Regions from separate parts of the Homo sapiens genome. Here region 1 is linked to region 2. A link is a loop called in an ENCODE intact Hi-C map of the cell type or tissue named here. Cell type or tissue: B cell. All regions are shown on one strand. Each heading gives the region's core, and the rest is flanking DNA. Links, peaks and the distances in the headings are about the cores only.

Region 1 (4,393 bases), core at 106-4,105, 1.3 Mb after region 2:
CACTTGAACCCGGGAGGCAGAGGTTGCAATGAGCCGCGATCACCCCACTGCACTCCAGCCTGGGCAACAGAGCCAGACTCTGTCTCAAAAAAAAAAAAAAAACAAAGCCTAAGGCAAATAATTTTTGGCTAAGTCCCCAAAAGCAATTGCAACAAAAACAAAAATTGACAAGTGGGACCTAAACTAAAGAACTGCTGCACAGCAAAAGAAACTATCAACAGAGTAAACAGACAACCTACAGAATGGGAGAAAATATTCACAAACTATGCATCTCACAAACATCTAATATTCAGAGTCTATATGGAGCTAAAACAAATCAACAAGCAAAAAACAAATAACCCCATTAGAAAATAGGCAAAGGACATGAACACTTTTCAAAAGAAGACATACAAGAGGCCAACAAACATGAAAAATGCTCAGCATCACTAATCATCAGAGAAGAGCAAATCAAAACCATAATGAGGTACTATCTCAGACCAGCCAGAATGGCTATTATTAAAAGTCAAAAAATGGCCAGGCGCAGTGGCTCACGCCTGTAATCCCAACACTCTGAGAGGCCAAGGCGGGCGGATCACTTGAGGTCAGGAGTTCGAGACCAGCCTGGCCAACGTGGTGAAACCACATCTCTACTAAAAATACAAAAATTAGCTGAGCATAGTGGCACATACGTGTAATCCCAACTACTTGGGAGGCTGAGGCAGGAGAATCGCTTGAACCTGGGAGGCGGAGGTTGCAGTGAGCTGGGATCGCACAACTGCACTCCACCCTGGGTGACAGACCAAGACTCCCTCTCAAAAAGAAAAAAAAAAAAAAAAAGGTCAAAAAACAACAGATGCTGACAAGGCAGCAGAGAAAGAGGAACACTTAGACACTGCGGGTGGGAATGTCAATTAGTTTGGCCACTATAGAAAGCAGTTCGGAGATTTCTCAAAGAACTTAAAACAGAGATACCATCTGACCCCACAACCCCATTACTGGGTATATACCCAAAGAAAAGTAGATCATTACACCAAAGGACACATGCACTGGTATGTTCATCACTGTGCTATTCACAATAGCAAAGACATGGAATCAACCTAGGTGCCCATCAATGGTGGATCAGATAAAGAAAATGTGGTACATATACACCATGGAATGAATACTACACAGCCATGAAAAAGAATGAAATCATGTCCTTTGCAGCAACATGGTTGGAGCTGGAGGTCATTATCCTGAGTGAATTAATGCAGGAACAGAAAACCAAATACCACTTGTTCTCACTTATTGGTGGGAACTAAACATTGAGCACACACGGACAAACATGGACACTGTGGACTACTAGAGAGGGGAGGCAAGGGAAGAGTGGTGTGTGAGTTGAAAAACTACCTATTGGCTACTATGCTCACAACCTGGGTTCAAACCTGCACATGCACCCTCCACATTTAAAATAAAAGTTAAAATTTAAAAATTAAATAATGCAAACATATAGGAAGAAGGAGGAGGAGGAGGAAGAGGAAGAAGAGGAGGAGGAAGAGGAGGAAGAAAAAGAAGGAGAAGGAGGAGGAGGAGGAGAAGAAGCCACCGCCTAAGGCCACTGGGCTTGCTGACCTGCCCCAGAGCAAGAGAAGGAGCACCAAGGAGCAGGACTCAGGGGTATAGCTCGATGGGGGAGGGGCACAGATGATTCCCTTGGGTCTCTGTTTCCTGAGGCATGCAGAAGATGGATTCTACAATTTGCTGCAGACCCTCAGTAGGGAACCTTGGAGGACAGATGTCCTCAATACCAATGCCAACAGAGCACCTGGGATGGAGCCTTATCAGGAGCATCTAAAGTCATTCCCAGTACTACCAGTGGCAAACCACTACCCTTCAAGCAACCAGCCAGACAGTGAGAATGATTAAAAGAAACGTGGGGAGGTGCCACCATCTGCATCCCTCAGCCTTGTTCCTGACTCAGTCTCAGGGAGGTAAGCAATGGAGGAAGGAGGGAGATGGAAAGAGCAGGTGATGACAGCCACCCTGTTGACCTAAAGAAAGAAATAAAGGCACAATTAACATAGAGAGTTTATTTGCGCCAAGGTTGAGGATGGCTACCTGGGACACACATTTAAGCTGCCTTGAGGAGTGCTTCTATTTAGTCTTTGTTACAAGCAGGTTTTTAAAGGCAAAAGGGGAGAAGGAGTGGGCAGATACAAAGTTGTTAGACAGGAATTCTCACTGATTTATGGAATTAACATTGGTTAGTGATTGGCTTTACGTTGTTGAACTACAGTGTATGAGTTATGATGTCCAGTGCAATGCATTTTATGGCTACTTGGCATCAGTTACTCTAGAGCCCACAGAGCAGGTGGCTTTAAGATGAAATGATTTAGCTCAAAGGGAAGTGAAACATGACTGCTGTCACACACTGTCACAATTCAATGCTTCACTGGGCCTGATAATTAAAGAGGGTTCACTCCCTTCCTCTAGGCCCCTGAAACCTGAACTGGAGAGAGGAGTGAGAGAGCTTTGAATTAAGCATCAGACAGATGTTTGTTATGATTTGAATGTATGCATCCCTCCAAAATTCATATGTTAGCAGCTAATACACAAGGTGATGGTATTAGAAAGTGGGGCCATCGGAGGGTGATTAAGTCATAAGGACTTCACCTTTATGAATGAGATTTTGTGCTTACAAAAGGGCTTGAGGAAGTGAGTTTGCCCCTTCTTCTCTTCTGCTATGTGAGGACATAGAGTTTGTCCTCATCAAAAGATGCAGCAACAGGGCACCATCTTGAAAGCAGAGAGAGAAATTTTACCAGACATCAAATCTGAGAGATTTGTTTGGTGTTACGTATAGATGATGTCTGGTAATTAATGAGACAACAGAATGTTGTAGGATTTGCTGTCTTGGCTACTGTAACTCATACTACACATCTACAAGACTGTTGTTTAAATAAAATGTAGATAATTAATTCTCAATTTGCTTATAAACTGAGTAATGTTGTACTATAATGTGAACCCAAGAACATGTTGGAAAACATCCACTGAAAAATATATAACACTAAGAAAATTGCTGTGATAACAAACCTACAATTCTGGCCAAATAGAGCAGATATGTTGTTATTTGTGGTAAATCTAATAAAGCAGGTTATTTGAGCTTATTTGTGTTGCTACTGTAGAAAGTAGAATCTCCACTCTCTCAAAAATGTTTAACCAGTATATACAAAGTAATTCGTCACCAAAAGCAACTGTCTTATTTTAATATTCAAATTTTCTGCTTGTTTCTCCTTTACTAAATTTAAAACTCTTTATTGAATACATTCTCAGAGCAATTCTACTTTCTACCAAATCTGCCAGCAACTTGGTCTTGGACTTCCCAGCCTCCAGAACTGCGAAAAATATATTTCTTTTTCCGTTTTTCTTTTTTCTTCTTTCTTTTTTGAGATGGAGTCTTGCTCTGTCAGCAAGCTGGAGTGCAGTGGCGTGATCTCGGCTCACTGCAACCTCCACCTCCTGGGTTCAAGCGATTCTCCTGCCTCAGCTTCCCGAATAACTGGGACTACAGGCACGTGACACTATCCCCAGCTAATTTGTGTATTTTTTAGTAGAGATGGGGTTTCACCATGTTGGCCAGGATGGCCTCAATCTCTTGACCTTGTGATCTGCCTGCCTCTGCCTCCCAAAGTGCTGCGATTACAGGCATGAGCCACTGCGCCTGCCCATATTTCTGTTATTTATAAATTATCCACTCTCAGTATTTTGTTATAGCAGCAGGAACAGATTAAGATAATGTTTTAAAATGAAGAGGACTAGGGCTCACAAACTGAAACAAGACTATTCTGAATAGCCCAAAGTGACCAAAGTAAAAGAAATCAGACTGAACTACCATTAAGGGAGCTGGTTCCCAAGAGAAAGTGGTGACTTGGCAGAGAAAAGTTGGTGGAAGTTATTGGACAAATCAATCATTCAGATTTACACCACAATGAGTTGAGTCAGTTTTAAAAACAAGTTGCATAATGTGGAGATGTGTGCCAGTGTCCCCCAGTATGCTTTCTACCGATTCTTTTATAGATTTGCAAATAGATTTGCAATTCTCAGCTGAGCAAATGTCCACTGAGAATCAAGAATACACTTTCTATCCTGCATTGCAGCTAGGTCTGAACATTTGACTAATTCTAGACAATGGAATATACATGGAGACACCCTGTAGTTTGGAGACCTCCTTTAAAAGCCATGATCTAATACCCTTTGCTTTCCCCATCCACTTTCTTCTTCAAGCATTCTTACACACTACTTCTTAAGATGTGAAGTTAGTGACTGGAGCTATAGCTAGCGTTTGGGATCATGAGGATAATGGTCACAGCCTCAAGATGACAGAAGCGCAACTAAGAATTCAGAATTCTTGGAAAATTTTCAAAGTAGAAAAATCACA
Region 2 (4,393 bases), core at 300-4,299:
GGTCAGGAGTTTGAGACCAGCCTGGCCAACATGGTGAAACCCCGTCTGTACTAAAAATACAAAAATTAGCCAGGCGTGGTGGTACGTGCCTGTAATCCCAGCTACTTAGGAGGCTGAGGCAGGGGAATCGCTCGAATCTGGGAGGCTGAGGTTGCAGTTAGCCGAGATCTCGCTACTGCACTCCAGCCTGGGCAACAAGAGCGAAACTCCATCTCGAAAACACAAACAAACAAATAAGCAAACAAACATTAAAAAAAAGAAAATGTTTCAAATTAAAAGCCAAAAGAAAAAGAAATCAACAAATAACAAGGACTAGTTATTTTTTCTCTCTCGACGAGAATTGGTTAGATAACTAAGTAAATTGTACTTGAACTGTCTCTTTTCTAGATTTTATGTAGACTGCTGTCTTCTCTCTCTGCCTGCATTATTACATCATCTGTGTATGTCCTTTCTTCATCTGAACATACATATTCATAACAAGTTACCACTCACAAGTCTAAAGATAATTTCCTGACTGATTACATTTTGCATGGGCTCCTTCTTGAATAAAGGGCACTTTGTCATAAGTGAGCTAGCTTCCTCCAAAATAGACTTCTGGGTATGCAACTTCTCGGCCATTTCGTGTGGAAACTGATAACCAGTTTTTGTTTGAGTCCTCCACAGAACTCTTGTCCCTAAGTTGGGGGCTCACTTTACTTTTGCACCAGGAACCACCAACATCCCAGCCTGCTCACCTCCACAGTGGTCCTGGGTTCCTGGCCTGGGCAGGCTTCCTCCACGTTCCTCACACCCTTCCCTTATCTGTGGGGTGCCGTAGACAGAATGCCTAGAGCCACAATGCTTTTACATATCTCCAAAAACAGGTTTTCATTTCTTTCAAAATCAAAAGAAGGCCAGGGCAGGGCGCGGTGGCTTATGCCTGTAATCCCAGCACTTTGGGAGACTGAAGCAGGTGGATCACTTGAGATCAGGAGCTTGAGACTACCCTGGCCAACATGGTGAAATCCCACCTCTACTAAAAGTACAAAAATTAGCTGGGCATGGTGGCACGTGCCTGTAGTCCCAGCTACTTGGGAGGCAAAGGTTGCAATGAGCTGAGATCATGCCACTGTCCTCCAGCCTGGGCAACAGAGTGAGACCTCATCTCAAAAAAAAAAAAAAAGGAGGGGGGGCCAGGTGGCTCACACCTGTAATCCCAGTGCTTTGGGAGGCCGAGGTGGGAGGATCACTTGAGTCCAGGAGTTCAAGGTTGCAGTGGCACAATCAGAACTCACTGTACTCCAGCCTGGGCAACAGAGAGAGCCTGTTTCTAAAAACTAAAAAAAAAAAAAAAATTTGTTAACTCGGAGAACAAGTTTTAATACATAACATTAATATATTTATCTGTATACTAATGCAGTTGTAAAATATAATTTTTAATACTTTTTTGTGGAAGAAGAGGTGCATGAAGGCAAAGGAGTCTGGGGCTCATGAAAACCTTTGAGTAAGATGGGGTCAGGCCCTTCGACCTCTCCTTCTGGAGCCCATATATTGTTTCGGGCTTGCTTTTCCTCCCTCATCATTTAGAGTGTTTATTTAGATTTCCTCTTTAACCTTTCTCATTGTTCTGAAAGTACAGGATATGACGTGGCTCAGTGACTAGAATGGACCTCTATTATTTCCATTCCCAGAGTATAAATATCCAAACTGCTTCAACCTGATAGGAATAGTCAAAAGCAGACAATCATCTCGGCTACTGCAGGCTTTCCTCTTTGGAACCCACCTATGGTCATCCTGTCAGTCTGACATGAATCTGGTCACTGGGGTAGGTGCTGTTCCAAGGCCCAAACTTTGCTGGCAGGAACAGACTAAAGAACTGAGCAGCGCTGACGCTGCTGTCACTGCATGCCACATCCTCTTCACGGCCCTCGATACCCTGGGGACACTGACACCAGAGGAAGTTTTAAAAACAGCCTGTGTCTGAATTATCCAAGAACAAACAGAAAAGACTTGCTTGGCTAAAATCAACAGGGTTTGATGTTACAACTGCAGTTGAAAGGCTTAAATCGGTTCTCTTTAAAGCAGCAGGCACCCCCAGACATCTTATGGGTGATTCCTTTTCTTTTCTGTAACGCATTCGAACAAAACTCAGGTAACTTTAGAAGGTATATGATATGCAAATTTATAGACCTTCCAGTTGTTTCCATCTGAGTCCCCTTTTCAGGCTTTTTATCTCTGCTTCCCCTTGCTCCCCAATCAGGATCCTCTCCTCTCAGCTCTTCTTTCCCATTCCACTCTCCTAAATGCAATCACAGGATGAGTCAAGGGGAAGCAAAATAAATACTGCAGCTGCTTTCTCTCTTTGTTTTTACAGAAAAGTCTGTGTGGCTGCTTTTGAAGAAGAAAGCTGCTTTCGATTATGTAAGATGATGCTCTCTTTGGTAAAAGTTTTGGTCTGGTCTCAAGAGACTTGGCTTTTTTTTTTTTTCTTTTTGAGACGGAGTCTTGCTCTGTTGCCCAGGCTGGAGTGCAGTGGCATGATCTCGGCTTGCTGCGACCTCCACCTCCCAGGTTCAAGCAATTCTCCTGCTTCAGCCTCCCGAGTAGCTGGGATTACAGGCTCACAATACCACACCCAGCTAATTTTTGTATTTTTAGTAGAGACGGGGTTTCACCATGATGACCAGGCTGGTCTTGAACTCCTGACCTCAGGTGATCCATCTACCTCAGCCTTCCAGATTGCTGGCATTACAGGTGTGAACCATTGCCCCCAGTCTAAGAGGCTTGGCTTCTATTCTTGTCTCTTGTGATCTTTACTCTTTCTTTACTCTTGTGTCTCTTTACTCTCTGGGACTAGAGTTCCTCCTCTGTCAAAAGAGGAATACAAACTCCCCAGCCGGTCTATGTAACAGAGAAGAGGAAGAGGAAGAGCCCAATTTAGCTGGGTAGATTCTCTTTGGGAGAAGTTGACTTCCCCTTATCCCAAAGCATATGTATTGACTTTGGAGACCATCTAGAGTGGCCCAATTCCAAGTCATAGGAGAATGAGATGGTAGCCATGAGGAGGGCTAAATAGAGAGATGGAATGCCTTAGACTGGGCTAGCATAATTGTATGCCTGTGACTGCCCAATAGAATCAATTTCAGGGTGACCTGTTGTCTTATGCAGTGTGTATTTTCTCTCCTTTCCTGTAACTTGGAGTGAACTAATGTAAAAAGACCAAAGTCCCCAGCCTATTCTGCAGCAGTGTAATCTTTTTTTACTACATATATATGTGTATATATATATATATATACATATATATATAAAATTAAAAAATATATATTTTAGACAGAGTCTCACTCTGTTGCCCAGGCTGGTGTGCAGTGGCACGACCTCGACTCACTGCAACCTCTGCCTCCCAGGTTCAAGCTATTCTCCTACCTCAGCCTCCAAAGTAGCTGGGATTACAGGTGTCCGCAATTATGCCTGGCTAATTTTTGTATTTTTAGTAGAGACAGGATTTCACCATGTTGGCTAGGCTGGTCTTGAACTCCTGACCTCAAATGATCCACCTGCCTTGGCATCCCAAAGTGCTGGGATTATAGGTGTGAGCCACTGTGCCCGGCCAGGAATGTAATCTTAAATATGGAAAAACCTCACTCCCTAAAAAACAAAGAGTGAAGTCCTCTCTGGTCTGCTATGGTTCCTGATCCCAATGCTTTGCTGTTTTACTTCAGCCAGGCAGCATTTCCAGAGCATCCACTTCTTGCCAGGGCCTGTGCTTAGAGCCAGGGGTATGAAGATCATCCCTTGTCTCTTAGATTGTTGGGGACCAGCCTCAACACCACCCGTAGGGTACCCAAAGTCCGGTGGCAACAAAGGAATGAGAAGAGACAGGTTAAGAGTGCATAAAGAGTGGGGGCCGGGGGGCCAATTGCAAAATGGAGGCTGCAAAAGGCCCAGAGTTCTGGTCTTCACTCTATTTATTGAGTACAATCCCTTAGATCTAAGAAGCAGATGTTTAGGGTGAAACAGTGAAAGGGAGGCAGTATGTCATAGGCGTAATCTATAGCAATGGCTGTTTAAATGAGTCTCCTTTGTTCTCAAACAGCATATCTTTAACTTATCGAAGAGTAGCTAGTGGGAGTGGGCTTAACTAGGAGCCTGAACGTCTGTCCACATTTCAATGCTTCAAAGGAGTGTCTTTCTCCTTGAACACAGTGTTTATAGATAAGAGAGCAGGTTGCGCTCAGAGCATGGGAACATAATGGCGATAAGAAGGCTTTCCTCCTCAGAGGCCTTTTGTGACTTGCCACAACTTATTGTCCCATATTTTTATGGCCCGTTTATGCAGGCACCCCACAAGCCCTTTTCCCAACATAGATCAGGGGTCCCCAGCCTCTGGGCCATGGACTGGTGCCAGTCCGTGGCC

Evidence for each region. A loop is a pair of places that touch in the nucleus more often than their neighbours do. Peaks named below come from ENCODE experiments on the same cell type or tissue, not always from the same donor. Only the 100,000 strongest peaks of a DNase experiment are listed, where the experiment ranks them.
Region 1: it touches region 2 in a loop (6-fold over the local background); 1 of 110 quality-filtered maps calls a loop at or near these places.

The regions. Positions count from the first base shown.
Region 1 is chr12:14,154,927-14,159,319 of GRCh38, forward strand. No RefSeq gene overlaps it. Among named protein-coding and RNA genes, the nearest start is that of GRIN2B, 180 kb to the left of the region's middle. In B cell, for the core only: no CTCF peak of the experiment used is centred there; DNase peaks (open chromatin) are centred at 875 and 2,465; H3K27ac peaks cover 2,993 bases.
Region 2 is chr12:12,806,505-12,810,897 of GRCh38, forward strand. No RefSeq gene overlaps it. Among named protein-coding and RNA genes, the nearest start is that of DDX47, 4.6 kb to the right of the region's middle. In B cell, for the core only: no CTCF peak of the experiment used is centred there; DNase peaks (open chromatin) are centred at 1,887, 2,377 and 2,857; H3K4me3 peaks cover 1,310 bases; H3K27ac peaks cover 2,925 bases.